Linked DNA regions of Homo sapiens: region 2 is linked to region 1. Evidence: read pairs that join two places in POLR2A ChIA-PET (ENCODE). Cell type or tissue: A673. All regions are shown on one strand. Each heading gives the region's core, and the rest is flanking DNA. Links, peaks and the distances in the headings are about the cores only.

The links. Peaks named below come from ENCODE experiments on the same cell type or tissue, not always from the same donor. Only the 100,000 strongest peaks of a DNase experiment are listed, where the experiment ranks them.
Region 2: POLR2A ChIA-PET joins it to region 1 with 5 read pairs; 2 of 35 experiments call an interaction of 5 or more read pairs at or near these places.

What each region holds. Positions count from the first base shown.
Region 1 is chr6:14,448,826-14,451,639 of GRCh38, forward strand. LOC105374942 (a long non-coding RNA gene) reads right to left here. Exons shown (of 6, transcript XR_926510.3): 1 at 2,672-2,814. All of the region lies in intron 1 of LOC101928331 (a long non-coding RNA gene), which reads left to right. Among named protein-coding and RNA genes, the nearest start is that of LINC01108, 160 kb to the left of the region's middle. RefSeq lists an enhancer at 1,132-1,722. In A673, for the core only: no CTCF peak of the experiment used is centred there; a DNase peak (open chromatin) is centred at 1,496.
Region 2 is chr6:14,389,382-14,392,195 of GRCh38, forward strand. LOC105374943 (a long non-coding RNA gene) reads right to left here. Exons shown (of 5, transcript NR_187830.1): 4 at 2,440-2,490; 5 at 1,710-2,123. Among named protein-coding and RNA genes, the nearest start is that of LINC01108, 110 kb to the left of the region's middle. In A673, for the core only: no CTCF peak of the experiment used is centred there; no DNase peak of the experiment used is centred there.

The DNA.
Region 1 (2,814 bases), core at 161-2,660:
ATCTATCTATCTATCTATCTACCTACCTACCTACCTACCTACCTACCTACCTACCTACCTATCAGACTTCAAGTGCCATGTGTTCGTCTTTTGCAAGGATATCTCCCCAGCAGGCAGCACAGGACCTTATGACTAGCAAGTATTCAAGTAAGAGCTATTGAATGAGAATGTCAATGGACTGCATCCAGCTTCCTAAAGCTCAGGTGACTATATATATATATATATATATATATATATATATATATATATATATGTATATATATGTGTGTGTGTGTGTGTGTGTGTGTGTCTGTGTGTGTGTATTTTTGAGACCGTCTCACTCTGTCATCCAGGCTAAAGTGCAGTGGCATGGTCACCACTTACTGCAGCCTCAATCTCCTGGGCTCAAGTGATCCTCCCACCTCAGCCTCCTGAGTACCTGGGACTACAGGATAATTTTTTTTATTTTTAGTAGAAACAAGGTTTCACTATGTTCTCCAAGCTGGTCTCAAACTCCTGAGCCCAAGTGATCCTCCAGCCTTGGCCTCATCCAAGTGTTGAGATTACAGGAGTGAGCGATTGTGCTGGTCAACAACAACAGTTTATAGCAGGGTGAGGAAGATGCAGTTTAGTTTGCAGAGTGCAGTGAACCTATCTCAAAGCCGTGTTTGTCAAGCCAGCACACTGTCTTTCCCTAGGTCATGTGGCTGTTTGCACAAGGCTGATAGCTGAAAAGTGGGAGATGTTAAAGCACCCCCAGCCACCCCTTGGCTGCCACAAAAGCCTGGTGGTTGTGTGATCCTATGTTAAGATAAAGTGAGTCGGAGGATGTCAGCCTGCTTTCTTCTGTTCTCAGTCTGTAACCAGAGATCCTAATCTTGATGCAAAGTTGAGGTTCACTTCTGGACATGCTTTATTCTAAAGGGCATGGGGGGAGGAGAAAGGGAGGAGCACATTTTGAGGAGGAGGGAGGCCTCTAAGAGAAATTCCTTCCTACTGGGCGAGGGCAGCAGCACATTACCCATATACAACCTCCTGGAAGCCTTCTGTTTGTCCGTCTGTCTAGGGCCCATCTTGTGTGCACTGAAGGGAGGGACATAGAGCAGGCAGCTGGGGTTTATGATGATATTTCCATATCAGCCTGTTTGGCACCAACGCACTACACAAAACATTCGACACGTGATATTCTTTTCCCTGGTATTGCTAACTTGCAATCTCTGTGGCTCAGGGGCCTCCTGCCTTTGAATAAGACTTGGGAGAGAACCAGACGGCGATCCGAGCCTCTAGCTTTCCATTGACAAGGAGGCAGCTCCAAACTGGGATTACTGATTTCCATTTCAAAACTGCGTTCAATTTAGTTGATTTAAACGACTTGACTTTCCTCTGTGAAATGACTGTGGCACGTGAGCTCAGCCAGTTGCTCTTTGAAAGGCATCAACACGCTCCCTGCAGGGACCGATGGAGCTCCGCCACCCATTGTTTATCTAAAAACAGCGTTTTATTATTGTCGCTCAATTAGGCCAGACAGCGGACACAAATGACTTTCAACAGCTACATCCTGATGCTGTGCATCACACATAAAATGCCAAAGACTGCTCTAATAGCTAGCTAATAAAATCAAAATGTGCCTTTGTTGACTCGAGATTACTCACATCGTCACTCTTTCTACCGAAGTCTCTTCTTAATCTAATTACATACAATGTTTCCACTTTAGTAAAAGAACATTAACCTCAGTAATCAACAATTCTGTCCTCAATTTATTTATGAGCAAGCAACCAAGGTTTTTCTGAACGTAAACTTTGGAGGAGAGTTTATTTTCTATACACAAACTAGCATATTTTTTTCCCTCTCAAGGTCAACATATTACTGCCTCTAGGGTTTTTCCCTTCAAGCTTTTTTTTCTTTCCTAAAAATTGCACAATCTGTCATTTCACAGACACCCACGAAAAGCCACTCCTAGGTTTCTCCCTGTTGATACTAACTGCTGTGAAAATGCTATTATACGCAAATATTTCAACTGTTTTGCAAACATATGCTTTCATACACACATACTCACTGCAGACGCCATTGCCTGAAATAGGAAAGGCCCTTTGAAAAAGAAACGAAATGCATTGAGCCTCTCAACATTTGCCATTTTTCAATTGCGTCTTGGAAGCATGGATGACTTTAACATTTAGAAATTACATTTGTCAGTGATTGCACTAGAACTTGGTTCTTTGAATGAAAAGATCCCTGACACTTGATTTATACCTCTAATTTAGAGCATGGGAAAAGCTGAGGATCAGAGAAGTGAAGAGATTTAGCTCAGGTGAGTAACCACATGAGGGACTGGAACCCAGGAGTTCCGAGAGCTCCCTGGATGGGCACAAACACAAAATACAAGAATCGGGGTAGTAAAGACTCCTCCTTATGGTGCGGTCATGAGGGCCTGGATTCTGCAGTGAGGGTTTAGTTGTTTAGCCGGATTGAAGCTGCACTTTGTGGCTGGCCGCCACCACCCACCCCATTACCTTCATCTCAACACACACACATGCGCTCTTTGGTAATATAACATTTCTCAAGTTTTCATTTGAGTTTAAGGTTGGACTACATCCAGGCCAAACATAAAGAAAATCTCAAGGCCGGCCCTCCCCTCCTGATGAGCCCTGCCAAGTTCCCTCAGGTTTCAGCATAGATGGGGAACCAATGTTACCTCACGTCTCAAGACTCCAACTCTGGGCAGGCTTGGTCTCGCCTCCTCTCTGCACTCTCCTTGGGGTGAGAAGAAAGGGGGTGATGTTGGCAGTGTGACAGGAATTCCTTGTTTTACCCATAAGCAAAGAAATTAAGTCAGGA
Region 2 (2,814 bases), core at 211-2,710, 59 kb before region 1:
CATTTTACCCGCTGCCCAGATTAAGCTTATTTATCAGGACTGGGGAATTCTAATAGAGAAAGAGTTTAAGACAGGTAGAGCTGGCTAACTGGGAGACTGGAGTTTTATTATTACTCAAATCAACCTCCCTGAAAATTCAGAGGCTAGGGTTTTGTTTGTTTTGTTTTGGTTTGGTTTTTTTGGGATGGAATTTCACTCCTGTTGCCCAGGCTGGAGTGCAGTGGCACGATCTTGGCTCACTGCAACCTCCGCCTCCCGGGTTCAAGCGATTCTCCTGCCTCAGACTCCCAAATAGTTGGGATTACAGGCGCCTGCCACCACACACAGCTAATTTTTGTATTTTTAGTAGAGATGGTGTTTCACCATGTTGGCAAGCCTGGTCTCGAACTCCCAACTTCAGGTGATCCACCTGCCTTGGCCTCCCAAAGTGCTGGGATTACAGCCATGAGCCACAGCACCCAGCCAAGGCTAGTGTTTTTTAAAGATAGTTTGGCAGGCAGGGGGCGAGGGAATGGGGAGTGCTGATTGGTTGGGTCAGAGATGAAATCACAGAGGGTCAAAGCAGGTTCTTCCTGCTATCTTCTGTTCCTGGATAGGATCGCAGAACAGGTTGACCCAGATTACTGGTCTGGGTGGTGCCAGCTGGTCCATCAGAATGCAGGGTCTGAAAAATATCTTGAACACCAATCTTAGGTTTTACAATAGTGATGTTATTCATAAGAGTGCCTGGGGAGGTTAGGAATCTTGTGGCCTCTGGCTGCATGACTCCTGAGCCATAATTTCTAATCTTGTGGCAAATTTGTTGGTTTTACAAAAATGGTCTGTTCCCCAAGCAAAGAGGGGGTTCATTTCAGGGAAAGGGCTGTTATCATAGTTGTTTCAAAGTTAAGCTATAAATGAAATTCTTCCCAAAGTTAGTTCAGCCTATGCCCCAAAATGAACAAGGGCAGCTTGGAGGTTATGAGCAAGATGGAGTTGGTCAGGTCAGATCTCTTTAACTGACATAATTTTCCTATGTCAGATTTTTCTCACCGTCATAATTTTTGCAAAGGTGGTGTCAATCCCAGCATGTTAACGGGAGAGTAAGGGCGGAAAGCCTTGGAGCCTGATGATCCCAGAGTCTGCTCTCCCTGAAGGTAACATCCAAACACAGTTTTTATTTCAAAGAGAGAACAGGGGAAAAAGATGGTAGAAGGAAGGAGCATGAAGATCTCTTATACCTCAAACTCATCAAGCTTAGTCAATTCCTGCTCATTTCTGAAAGGGTGGAAACATTGAAATGATAGTTTCCTGTTGAAGGTAAGAGGAAAAAAGAGTGAGAGGAAGAGAAAGAAATGATTTAAATTGACATGCTTTGTCACGATTGCTTGCAAAGACCATCACTTTTTGATGATACTGCAGCCTTATCAGGAAAAGTAATTTATAGATACCATTTCAAATGGGAGGGGAGAAATCCTACAAAACCTAACAGCACACAAATGCAGAAGGAAATATTGCTTAGAAAAAAAAAAACCCCAACAAAACAATAAACTTCTCCTGTACTTTATATGTTGAAAATGTTTGACTGTAAATCCTGACTTTGACATTCATTCCAGATCCATTTTACAGGCAGCCCACAGACTCAACAGGGCGAGAGAAAACACTAAATCATAATTACCTCATAAAAGCCAAGCTTGTTTCTCTGAATGCTTGAGAACTGGCATAGCTTCTCAAAATATCATAAATTTATTGTGTTCTCTCCTGTTTTACTTAACAGCCAATGAATGTTACTGTTTAAAAGAATTAAAGCCAGGGCTTCGAAGGGGGTGAGAATGGAGGAAAATATTATAAAAGTCTTTAAACCTTGGCTAGCATGTAGATACTGTGTGTAGATTCAGCCCTCATTATGAAACGGCTCATTAAAAGACTCAGCTGAAGGAAAATCCTGCCATGATCCATACCCGTTGATATGATCTTGTTCTTATTAGCATCCTCAAAAGGAAAACAGTTTTCAACACAATCTTGAGTTGGTTTTAATGTCCTATAGGATGACACCAGAGGTGACGGCAGGAAGGCTTGCTCCTCTCTGGGAAGCTCTTCTGCAGGTGAAGGATCTGGGCCACTGGTACAGCCAATGCCATTATCTGGAGCAGCAGAATGGATCAAAACAAGGCAGACACACAATGCCCCCCACATCCCCACGGGGTCCTGAAGCCCCCAGTCACTCTGCATTCTGACATGGCCCTATGAGTTTGTCATACATTCCAAATGAAGACAAGACAATCCACATTTGTTCCAAGAGTTCACCTGCAACTTGTCATTCTCCTAAAGAGAGTCCCATAAATTGTCACTGTAAATTCTCAGCAAAGACTGAAGCAGGTGGGTTTGGGGATTCCTGGGCAGGGCACAAACATGAGCATGAAATGATATAGAATCAGGTGTGTTCAGGTCCCAACTTACCTCTTGTGTGGCCTTGCGCAAGGCACGCTGTTTGGACCTCAGTTGTTGGCTCTGGAAAATGAAGATGTCAGTGACCATCCATGACCTAAGTGGCAAAGCCATTCTAAAATTACTTAGAATGCTACTTTTGTTTTATATAAATCTCTCTTTACTATTGTATCAGGGTGACAAGGAATAATGCTTGGGCACTAGGATACATATCCCAACAACTGGAAAGGCAGTGTGGCCATTAGGACAGATGACAGCCTGCAACAGATGAAGGCCCAGTATGGCTGGCCCAGTATGAGCTGGCTCAATGTCCATCCTGGCCCCTGATGACTGTGAAGATAGCCCTGAGCAGAGGCCTTGGAAGAGAAAGGAAAGCAAGATGATGCA